Linked DNA regions of Homo sapiens: region 1 is linked to region 2. The links are chromatin contacts, found by Hi-C or POLR2A ChIA-PET in ENCODE. All regions are on one chromosome and are shown on one strand. Each heading gives the region's core, a stretch centred on a gene start or an enhancer-like site at or near the end of the contact. The rest is flanking DNA. Distances are from core to core; before and after follow the strand shown. Region 1 has its middle 16 kb from the start of ZFHX3-AS3. Region 2 overlaps ZFHX3 (zinc finger homeobox 3).

Region 1 (6,077 bases), core at 1,021-3,520, 380 kb after region 2:
CTCAACTGTAAGCACCAATTATTTGGCAAACAATCACAACTAACCAGAACTTAGCTCGACCCACATGTGCAAGGAGAAAGAGATCGGTTTTCAATAGTAGTTTGCTGAGGTAACTTCAATAGCATTTTGCAATATAATATGATAATTACCACTTTTTAGGGAAAGAAAAACACGTTAATAATCCTTTACCTACATCTCATGTAACTCTTTTGTTTTCTAATACTTGGCTGGTCCCCGCAGTTTGGGGACATTCAGGGGGTAAGTGCATGATAATAAGAACTACTTACTGCTGAAACTTGAAGGTGTATTTAAAACACGGGTGATGCTTTTGTGAATAGCCATGTTTTCTGTCTTTAATTTTAGTTGCTGTTTCTCCTAGTCTTGAGGTTTTGAAGTTTCTGGCTTTCTCCTTTATGGGCCCGGGTCCCATTTTTGCTCCAGTTGAGTGCAGATACATGTCTCAAATTCTGGCTGAACATCAGCTGTCCTCTCAGTTTTCAGAAGATGGCTCTCCTATTCCTTCCATAAGCTGCTTTGGTCTTTGTTCCCCGCTCCAATCTGTAAGCCATCTGCACCCTTTATTATTAAGAACATATTTACCAAGATTTCACAACTGTTTAATAGATACGTATCTTATTACATGTTTGATACACCTCATTAAACATATGATTCAATCGGTATTTATTTAACATCCAGTAAACACGGAGACCCCTCAGCCTAGATAGGGGGAAGGGGGAGGACCCCAGCTCAGTGTCAGTGTGCCCCTTTGTCCTATAGAAACTGCTCCGCACAGCCCAGTGCTTCATCTTTAACCCTTCAACACTCCAGCTCAAATGGGCTTGGGCCAAGAGTCAAAGTCGGGATGAAAGCCTAAACTGTAGCTTACACACAGTTCAGGCTCCCACTGGGGCTACCAGGCTGGATGCAGTCCACGTTCTCCTCATGCCATCTCAGCAACAGAGCCAAGTGTGAGCTATGGGGTGCCCTGTATTTCCAGCCCTACAGTGTGACTGTGAATTTTTTTTTTCGGTGACTTACGGTGTGGCCTTCAATACAATTCATTGCAAAAAAAAGGAGGAAGATTCCAAAATCTCCCAGCTGTTCTTTCAAACCAGACTAGATGCATCAGAGCCCTGTTAAATAAACTAGATATAGACCAGGATGCTCTCTGAGTCTATCCCTCTGCTTCGTTCTTCACTTGTCTAATCTTCATGACCCTTGATTCATGGTGTTGACCTCTTCACACATATCCCAGACATCTGAGTTCACTTCCCATGTGCTCGAGATCTCTTAGTGGTTTCAGTTATGATACACCTGAGTACTACATGGGGGGAAGCTCAAGACAGAAAATACAACTCAACACAAGAGCCTTTCTTCAAATGGAAATTTTCTGGCATGAGTTTCTCATCCCTGCCAGCTTCACTTTCTTCTAAAGCAGGGCTTTGGAGAAACATTACTCCATTGAAATGCTGAAGGCCTTTTTTTTTTTTTTTTTTTTTTTTTCTGTTGTTCAGGGTTTCCAGGATTCAGGGTGAAGAAATCCAAAGAAACCACACCAACTCCTCTGTGGGAAAACTTTTCCTTTAAGAAGGCCACAAGGCTTAGCCAAACAACTGATTACAAAGTATGGAACTGCAATGCTTTCTGTAGAGGGGGCAGGGGGCAATTTAGTTCTTAGTTCTTTGCCATAAATAACGGATTAAAAAGCTTAGCTGATGCTATAAATTAAAAATGTGAAACTAATTATACCAGTCCCATAAAAGCAAAACAACCAATTCATAACCAAAGTATGTGATGTGACAGCATCTACTGGGTATGACAGCTCTAGAGAAGCCGAGGAGACCCAGTAATCCTGCAAGAATCTGTCCTCCAGCCCAGAACCACAGGCCTACTTCCATGTTACAAAGCAAAACAGTAGTAGCTATGTTGTTCTCTCTACCCATTTTTCATGACAATGGCTTCATCCTTTCTCCACCCCTTCCATGCAGGCCCATTACTCAAAAGAAAGGCTCACCCATACCAAAAAGCACAGCTGCAGTTTTGCCAATTCAAACCAGATGGGTCTGAAAGGCAGCTGCTGCCAAGACTATAATTCAACTGGGAGTTCCTAAATGTTTCAACCAGCCATTTAATAATGTTCTATCTGGAGTTTTCTCCCTGTTCTAAATATATGAGTGAGGCCAACTTGGTAGGACCCTGCAGTTTCAGAAGAGTTCTCTGTGTTGCTCAATGGATTGTTTCCTTCTGTTTGACATGGCCCCATACTCAACGTATCACAAACTGCTGTGTTTTCTCCACCCCTAGCTTGTCCTCCCCCCGATGCTGAATGAATCACTGTTCACAACTGATCATGTCCTCTGTGTATAAGAATTATTCATTACACATTTTGCCTGTGACTTTGTGGTTCTTTGCATTAAAGGTGGAACTTATTTCCTCATTGTGTTGGTCTGTTGCTCAATCACATGACTTGACTTGGCTAATGGGGAGAGAGAGGTGTGTGTGTGTGCATGGACGTGTGTGTGTGTGCGTGTGTATGTGTATGCTGGGTCTACATGGAGACCTCAAGAAACACTGCATATTTCTGTTCATGCTTTTATACTCAGATGATCTCACATGAGAATGATATGATCTAGATAGTGATTGATCTGAGAAGAATGAGAAAGCACAACTAACTTGAACCCATCTTGCAATGTGGAGTCAAGCTCAGCTGATTCCAGTCAAGCACAGAAGAACCAAAGCAGGCCTATAGATACACAAGGGAAAAATAAATGCTTACTGTTTTAAGATGCTAAGTTTCGGGAAGCTTTGTTACACAGCATTATTGTGGCAGTCGCTGACAGATACACTTGCCACCTAAGTTATCTTTCCAAAACTGCCATGGGATTATGTTAGTCCCTTGATTTGTGGCTTCTTGCTGCTTACAGGTCAAGTCCAAACTCTGTGCCATGTCATTCAAGGTCCCCAGCAATCCAGCTCTAGTTTAAGCATCAGTTTCTCTGCAAATCCTTCCCCAACTGAATTGGTTCCCGTCCTCTGGGTTTCCAGAGTCCACCAGTGATCTGCTGCAACAGTACTTGTCAAACTGGATATCGCTAGTATTATATCCATCTCCCTCAAAAGACTGTGAACTCCAAAGTCAAGAGTCAACTCATTCATCTTTGTAGTCTCAGCATGAACCTATGGTAAACAAACTGAATTTACTTAGCAATGATTACAGCCTGCCTGATTTTGATAGGAAACACTGATAGATCATTTGACTACAAAAGACACAAATATTGTCCCAGCTACTCAGGAGGCTGAGGCGAGAGAATGGCCTGAACTCAGGAGGCTGAGCTTGCGGTGAGCTGAGATCGCGCCACTGCACTCCAGCCTGGGTGACCGAGCAAGAGTCCATCGCAAAAAAGAAAAAGAAAAAAAAAAAGGACTCAAATATTATCTGAACACTTTCAAAAAAGTAACTAGGACTCTGTCTCCCCTTCCTCTAATTTTCTAATTCAGGAGTTCAGCTTCCTGAACAACGGTCTGGGTTTCAGTAGGAGACAGATAGTGGTGCAAATATCCCTGAAGGTCGTAAAGACATGTTCCGAAAGCATGGCCGTGGTCCACTTAAGTTCTCCCTTAGGATTTCAGCCTGATCCTTGCTCTAATGTTGACCCACTGCCATTGCCCAAATAGAGTGAGCTGAAAGCAGGCTGAAGTTTGATTTTCCCAGTTGATTTGGTCATAGTTTTGCCCGTAATAATGTTGCTGTTTTCCCTGGGCTGTGACTGTTACAGATGAGTCAGAGGGAGCAGGGCTGTAGCCCTCAGATGGGTCGATGTTATCGATCCTCAAGGCTCCATGTCATTTCCAGGGGATTTGCTAAAGAAGCTACTTATGTTCCTTTTTCATTTTCACCAACTCATTACCAGCTGCTGCAGCCTTCGTATGCCTCAGCAACACCTGGAGAAGTGGAACATGACCGTCCGATTTGAGTTCAGACACCTTCCTTTGAAATTCAACACAAGGCAACATGCAACCCACCAAAATCTGAGTCAAATAAGGAAGTCAGGTCACACTGGCCCACAGGGGTTTGGTATTTTTTGTTTTGTTTTAAAAAGGGCAGCCTGGCCCTACACTAAGCAATTGATCCCCTGGCTTAACTTTTAAATTAAGACCATTGTAAATTTGGGAACTTGAGAAGACATAGAGAGGACACCCATAATACTTTGCAAATGTCAAGTGCCTCTCGATGTTGGTTACTTTTCAAAGGTAGCTAGGTTACAATGTACCCTGGTAATGAAAAAACCCCGTCAGGCCCACTCCACGGGGTTTCAGTCAATATACATAATATTATTGGGCTTTGCAAGGATTAAAGGTTGTTTCTCTCACAGCCTCACAATAGGGCTATTTATTTTTTTCTACCCAAGGCACAAAAGAAGCCTCCCTGTTTACAGAGGAGCCCAGGACATTTTGGGGCTCCAAGGCGGTCCAGACTTCTCTTTGCACACTTCCCCCTGCTGGTGGCTTTGTAGTTAACCTAAAAAAAAAAAATTAAACTCTTTTAACCTGCAGACACCAGGATTGAAAAAAGCCAAAACTAAACAATATTTATTAGGGATTGATATGGTCCATAAGTCATTTCTAGAGTATAGAAGCTCTGGTGTCTTCCAGTTTTATTCTGAGAGTAAAAGCTTTTTGTCACTCCATCCTCTCCCTCCAAACCTAACGGGCCTTCAGTGATTCCATATTTAGTGTACTGTGGAACCGCCCATCCTGCAGAATGGAGCCCAGTACATGGTATGGCCTTATCGATATTTATTGACATTAGGAGGCTAGAGACAGCACATCAGAAAAATTGTGTAGTGTGTCACAACCATGCCTAAATAAGAAAAAGGAAACTCCTTTTTTCATTCAGGTTCAGTTTGGCCTGAATGATTAAAAGAAATTGTAGTCTTAAAATCTCATAACAGAGATGCGATGATTAGTCTGTCCAATGAAACTTCTTGGATAAGGAAACACAGGATTATGCAGAATAGTGCTGAGCTGGCTGCAGGGACGACCCAATTAACTCTTTTAAGCATCTTAAGAATGCCAGAGCTTTCTTAAAATTAGTTTGATTTTTTAAAAAATATAAATACAGGTCAAGTGTGGTGGCTCATGCCTGTAATCCCATCACTTTGGGAGGCCGAGGCAGGCAGATCACTTGAGGTCAAGAGTTCGAGACCAGCCTGGCCAACATGGCAAAACCCTGTCTCTACTAAAAACACAAAACTTGGCTGGGTGTGGTGGTGTGCACCTGTAGTCCCAGCTACTCAGGAGGCTGAGGCAGTAGAATTGCTTGAACCCGGGAGGTGGAGGTTGCAGTGAGCTGATATTGTGCCACTGCCCTCCAGCCTGGGTGACAGAGCGAGACCCTGTCTCAAAAAATAAATAAATAAAAAAGTAAACACATACAACATGAAATTTATCATTATAATCATTCTAAGCATATAACTCAGTGTCATTAAGTACATCCACAATGTTGTGCAACCATCACCATCTAACTCCAGAATGTTTTCATCAACGAGGTGGAAACCCCATACCTATCAGCAGTCATTCTCCCATTTCCTCTTCCCCCAGCTTCTGGCCACCACAAATCAACTCTCTGAATCTATGGATTTGTCCATTCTAGATATTTCACATAAATGGAATCCTACAATATGTAGCCCTTTGTGTCTGGTCTTTTACTTAACCTAATGTCTTCAAGGTTCATTCGTATTGAAGCATGTATCAGAACTTCATATTTTAAATAGCTGAATAATATTCCACTGTATGGATAGATCACATTTTGTTTGTCCATTCTTCTGTCAATGGACATTTAGGTTCTTGGATGTGGTTTTTGCTTCTCCTTATGGCAACCAAAATTCACAGAAACAGCATACAGACCTATGCTGTTGTGATTGTTTCTAACACGCCATGTTATTAACAGATTGTACTGTCAATCACCATCAATAAGTACTAGCATGACAGGCACTCAACCCATGCTGCTTGATGAGAGTTCACATTCTTGCCTCTAGGGCTGTGGTTGGGCAGGCCAGAAATAAAGCAAGAACTAC
Region 2 (5,679 bases), core at 1,884-4,383:
TAGTATAATAAAGAAGAATAAAGGTGACTGCTCAAAGAAGCAAACGAAATCTCCCTCCCACTCATCCTTTTTCTGGGCAGACTAAGGATGTATCCGCTCCCTGACTTGTTAGCTCCATTCTTCCAGGGAAGGAAAGATGAGAAGGCTCAAGGACAGCCACACACACTACCTGTCCACTTGCCCTGGTCTTTCTCACCTCCGCCCTCTTGGTCCTTAGCAAGCTCCTCTGGATCAGCAGCTGTTTCACTGGGTCCTTCAACATCTTCAATGGCTTCTTCTGAAACAGAAGAAAAACATGTCAAGGGTTAAAAATAAAAAGAAGATGAAGGACTTTTGGCCTCTGTTGCAAACAACTGCCAACGACAGAACAGACACCAATGACTCGTCCCCCTTCTCTTTCCAGAGGCCCCTGGGAGACTGACGGTGCTAAGGATATACTGAGGTCTGGGTAAGCAGTGGGGACTTTCCTTCTGGGTAAACAGTTGGTATGAGGTTGTGACTCGCTCCAGATGTGTGGCCATTAGGTATTTCCAGATAGATTCTGAATGCTTCGCTTGAGTAGTTCTAACTGAAAAACCAATCCTGGTTGAAGCAGTAACTCCACCTGAATCCCTGAAGTTGCATGCAAGTCTTTTACACTTGAAAATGCAAAACATGGCCACCTGTTCACTTCATGCCTAGCTCCATTCCCAAAGCCTCCTGGTACTGGCCTAGACCAGCCCCAGTCACTGACCCCTCACAGGGCTCACAGTGCCTATGCATGTGCCAGAGTGTGTGGGAATTGTTGGAAGTCATGCAGGTTGCGAAGAGTCACAGAATATCAGTGATATGAGTTCATCAGTTTGAAGAGTTCCAGAAACCAAATGGTATCTTGTGAACATGCCAGGAGGCAGTGGTGGGAAGTGAGATTTGTAGAGTAAGGGATAAAAATTTGTAACAGAGTCGTACACTTTCTTTTTGAAGCAATTCCATCCTTCACTCACTACGGGTTTAAAACTAATGCAGGAAACCTCTCTCCAGTTCAGTACACAGTGCTACAGTGAAGGCAGAATGACGGCTGCCAACGCTAGGCTGCTTATGAAGTCAAATGTCGTTCAGCCAAGTGGGGAAGAAGAGAATAAGATACTCTAGATGCTGAGGGAAAGAAGGGGAGACACTTCTCTCTTGCTTTCCTGGCCCTCCGAAACATTATCCAAAACATGCATTCAGTAAGAGTGGGCTAAGGGAATGAATAAAGTGGACAAACCAAGGTGAAATAATTTTAATAAAGATGAAATTATTAGGAGGCTGTGAAGAGCACATTTTCTCAGGTACACAGGCGTGAGGGCAAGGATGCCCACATCTGTCAGCAGACCAGACCCCAGCAAGGAAGTACTGGGTCTGGCTTAGAACACTGGATCAGGCCTCTATCCAGCACCGCCAGAGGTCTGTCCAACCCCAATTCAACTTTTCAGTATTTTAAAGTATCATGCCTTCTGACCCTCTAGAAAACAGCCTCTACCCCAATGCTACTTTTCCATTTTTCTAAATGTCATGCCTTCTGACTGTCTAGAAAACAGCCTCTAAATGTATCTCACGAAGGAAGTAACAGGAGTACAAAGTAAATTGGTCTCAAAGGGTTTCTAAAACACTGAGGAAGAAGATGTCTATTTAGAATCAGATTGTCTTGACTCAAGAGATGATGGAGGTCCAAGGTCTGGAAAACTGAACTAGTGTCACGGAACGTTCTTTCTTCCTTACCACCAAGAGGGAGTTTATGAGGCAGTCACTGGGAATACAGGTGAAATACGGTACTGTTTATTTTCATCTCCAACTCAGGATTCCACATATAATTTCTCTGTCTCCTTCTTTGTCTCACTGCACAATAAAGTCAACATCAAGTTTCCCTACCCTACCCTTAGTTCAAACAGAGAAAAATCAGGCAACCACAGCTTGAAGTCAATCAGATATAGAGCCCCACATTGACACCATACATCATTTAGTAGAGTAAACATGTATAGGTGTCAGTAGAGTAATAACAAATTACACAGCGTGACACAGGAACTATCTTCATTATGTCCAGGTGGGACGTTCTGTGCACATTTTTAGGATTTCAATAAAATTGTTCAACACTATAATGATAAAATTCATCTTTGAATGGTGATACCAGCGTGCGGTCAATGAATATTATTGCATTCGGTCTACCCAGATGAGCTAGGTCCCTTAAAGGACCCTTATTTGTCCCAATACATGCTGTGATACAAAATATCTGTAGTGTTGATACATTTATGCCTATTGTTCCATTATTGGAACACTAAGCTTGTAGGAGTTATTTATATCCTACTGCCCAAGGTCATCGCCAAGGTCTGATTTTTCACACACAAAAAATTTGCAATCTCCAGCATAAATGGGATAATCAAATTTGATTAGGCAAAGAGATGGCTCAATGGCCTCTCATCTCTAGTGCATACATATGACCACCTTAGATGAAGACAGTCTGATACCTACAAACTACAGAACACCCTGAGATGGTGATGTGCAGTGTCTGAAGGTGCTGCTCAGCAGACATGGGAAGGGATTTACCCACTGGGGGGCCATCTCCAAGCCAGCACATTATACAGCCTGCAGCTATCACAGCAGAGCACTAAAAACTCACAGTCACCCAACACTGACCCCAATTCTTTGAGCCTTACCAAACAAATCTGTTGAGAAACTAGAGACTGTAATGTATAAGCAGATCATTGATGCATCAAGCATGGAAACTGCATGTTGCTTTGTGAATATTCCTGGAGCTCTCATTCTGTGAGCCCACTTGGGCTTTTGCTTTCTTCCCTCCCTGCCCTACTGCAAGCAGAAAATGAAGGCAGCTGAGTTCCGATGAGAGGATCAACGAAAGAGGTTATTTCAAGAACTTATTTTGCTTATCTCTTTTTTTAAAAAGATTTACAAATCAAGTCCTCTTCTTGAGTTCCTAGGTTTAATATTATCATTTGTGATTCATTCACTAAAAGGCTGTTCTATGCGTGGTAGAAGAAGAAATGATTACGAAAATCCTGGATAAGCCAGCTCCCTTTCAAGGGGATCAGTGTCCTCAGTCCCCCACCCCCACCTAAAAAGCAGGTCCCATTCAGCCCAGCCAGCTCATCCCTGCAGTTCCATCCAGGACCTACAGGTGTCGCCCTCCGCATGGCGAGGCCCGGAAGGGCAGCTGGCTGCAGGAGGCAGAGGAGTCTGGACCGCCTAACCTGAGCATGTGGAAATAATATATGTCTTCAAGTGAACTGTCTGGTCCTGGAGAAATAAAATAGGACATTCATAAGCAGTTACACCATCTGTCTTTATACCATCATCATCAACAGCAAGAGGAAAAATAGCTCTTTAAAATGGATGAAAGCCCAGGCTGACAGTAACCGGAAAACTGTGAGCTCTGAATACCAATAAAGGTAGAGAAATGATTAAAAAACAGAGATGCAAACTGAAAATTTGTCTGGACAGCTCAGGCCCACGATGCTTTGCAGGCAGGGTGTGTTTTATTGGTTCCGAAAGCATAAAGCAAGCTGCTTACCAAGAGCCAGGCCTGGGGAAGGGCTTGGTCTCCCGGCCCTGGAAACACGTGGGAACCAGGGGCAAAATAGCATCCCGCTTTGAAACAGAGATCTGCGTCCACACGCTAAGCTCCTAGGGCTGTTATCTAGCCCTTGTTCTCTTTAGGAATGTAGATTTGATACACACGTGCTGGAGAATGGAGGGGAGGTTTTTTGCTTTTCCCCCCACAGATCATGGATTGCATTCCCCCCTCTTCTGCGAAGTCACTGGTAACTGGCTGGGTCATTATTACAGAGGCTGCAGATTTTTTTCCCCTATAATATTAGCTACTGACAGATGGTGGGAACAAGTGAAGACCTGATGGACTGATGATCGGTTTTATCTGGAAAATCCTGTCTTTCCTACAGAAAAAGAGACCAAGACACATAACAGCCACTGTGCCATTTTTAAGGCTGAAACAGACAAATCAAAACCATCTTCTCCTTCAAGCATTTAATGGTATTTCCAATCCCAACCAGAGCACACCAGGAATGCTTTCCCAAGGGCGTGGCCAGGACCTGGGAGAGAAGGTCATCCCCACTCCCCTAGTCCCGCCCTGGTTCTGGGCAGGAGGTAGCAGGCCCAATGCCTCCCAGACAGCTCTGTGTTTTAGAAGACACCAGAGAAGGTGTCTCTAAAACCCATACGGAAGCCCACAGTAGCCTCAAACTGGAGCACCCCCTCCTGTGTGTGTTTTCATGTTAAAGAGTTAGGGAAATAAAAGCAAATACTGGAAAACTGCAGTGTCTTCCTAGGGTCCCTTCTGCCTTTCATTTCCATGTTCAACAGTGACTGAAGGCCTTTAAAAAACCTCTTTGGCTGGGCATGGTGGCTCATGTCTGTAAATCCCAGCACTTTGAGAGGCCGAGGTAGGTGGATTGCTTGAACTCAGGAGTTTGAGACCAACCTGGGCAAGAGAGTGAGACTCCATCTCTACAAAAAATGCAAAAATTAGCTGGGTGTGATGGCACATGCTTGTAGTCGTAGCTAACTTGGGAGGCTGAGGTGGGAGGATTACTTGAGCCCAGGCAGTTGAGGCTGCAGTGAGCCATGACTGCATCACTGCACTCTAGCCTGGGCAACAGAGTGAGACCCTGTCTCAAAAACAAAACAAAACAAAACTCTTTCCATCACCACCTCCTTTTTACAACTGCTTCTCCCAGATAGCACTTACTTACTAGTGCCTGGCAAAATCCAGCCTGCTCATCACTCAGGCTTCCTGACTAAGTGCAGAGCCCTGAAGTGCAAGAATTCCAGCAGATAAATACCTTCTAAAGGGGAAAGCTTCCTAGGACAGCTTCAGTTAAGGGGATGATACCCCAGTCCCAGAAAATTTCCCTTCAATCAAAGTGGTTTTGCTGACCACAAATGCAAATTGATCTCTTAATATACCTTATACTTAGCATCTTGGTAAAGGTGACTGCACAATTCCCCCATCGGTGGTGAAATCTGCTCCTGAAGGAGGAGAGCATGCCAACTGGCAGCCCCATGGGAATTTGCACCAATCTTATGAACAACCTGGAAATTGGTTCGCGAAAGCAGCACCAGGCAGAAGCCAAAAATAGAGGTGGCATCACCACAAAGCCAGCATTCAACCCCGCAACCTCACTGTATGCACTCCCCAAACGCATCACCCAAGAAAATGTTCTAGCTGTTTAAAAAAGAAAAAAAAAAAGGTACTATTTTCCCAAATAATGGGGGCCAAGTGACGTGTCCACGGCGGGTATTCTACGAATCACTTATAAGCTTGAAGGAAGGGGAGTCAATCAATGATTAAGACTAGTCCCTCTGTTCCTAACTCTTAACAGGATAATGCAGATTAATTCAAACCTTCCCCAAACCTGACAAAGCCCCCATAGTGCCTCAGTGTGACAGAAATTTGGAAATTCTCCTAAGAATCAGGGTATCTGTACCCGAGGCTCTCACATGATCATGTTACTTAAATAATACACCAATCTGTGATCCCCGAAGAATGAAATTGTTCTTTCCTTTTTCTTTGGAGGGTGGGATGTTTGAGGGTGGGGGTGAAATAAAGTGCGTTTGCCTGTCGGCAGGCTCAAGAGCTGAGAAACATTAGCTGTCATGAACCACAATCAAATCAGGTTTGAAATATTT

What was found. Hi-C counts contacts between places; a loop is a spot of excess contacts on that map. ChIA-PET counts read pairs that join two places held with the same protein, here RNA polymerase II (POLR2A). Pooled maps may share reads with other maps.
Region 1: a pooled map shows a loop between it and region 2 (5-fold over the local background). The contact joins two enhancer-like sites. A Hi-C loop is called at or near these places in 2 of 168 maps with a recorded cell type or tissue (Right ventricle myocardium superior and spleen) and 4 of 50 pooled maps. POLR2A ChIA-PET finds 5 or more read pairs at or near these places in 3 of 52 experiments (AG04449, OCI-LY7 and activated B cell).

The regions. Positions count from the first base shown.
Region 1 is chr16:73,213,366-73,219,442 of GRCh38, forward strand. It overlaps a transcript of ZFHX3 not described here. Among named protein-coding and RNA genes, the nearest start is that of ZFHX3-AS3, 16 kb to the right of the region's middle. Within about 2 kb of position 2,271, at least 5 of the 41 ENCODE cell types and tissues checked have a DNase peak (open chromatin) inside an H3K27ac peak, as active enhancers do.
Region 2 is chr16:72,829,583-72,835,261 of GRCh38, forward strand. ZFHX3 (zinc finger homeobox 3) reads right to left here. Exons shown (of 10, transcript NM_006885.4): 5 at 197-277. Among named protein-coding and RNA genes, the nearest start is that of ZFHX3-AS1, 170 kb to the left of the region's middle. RefSeq lists an enhancer at 3,536-3,705. Within about 2 kb of position 3,134, at least 3 of the 41 ENCODE cell types and tissues checked have a DNase peak (open chromatin) inside an H3K27ac peak, as active enhancers do.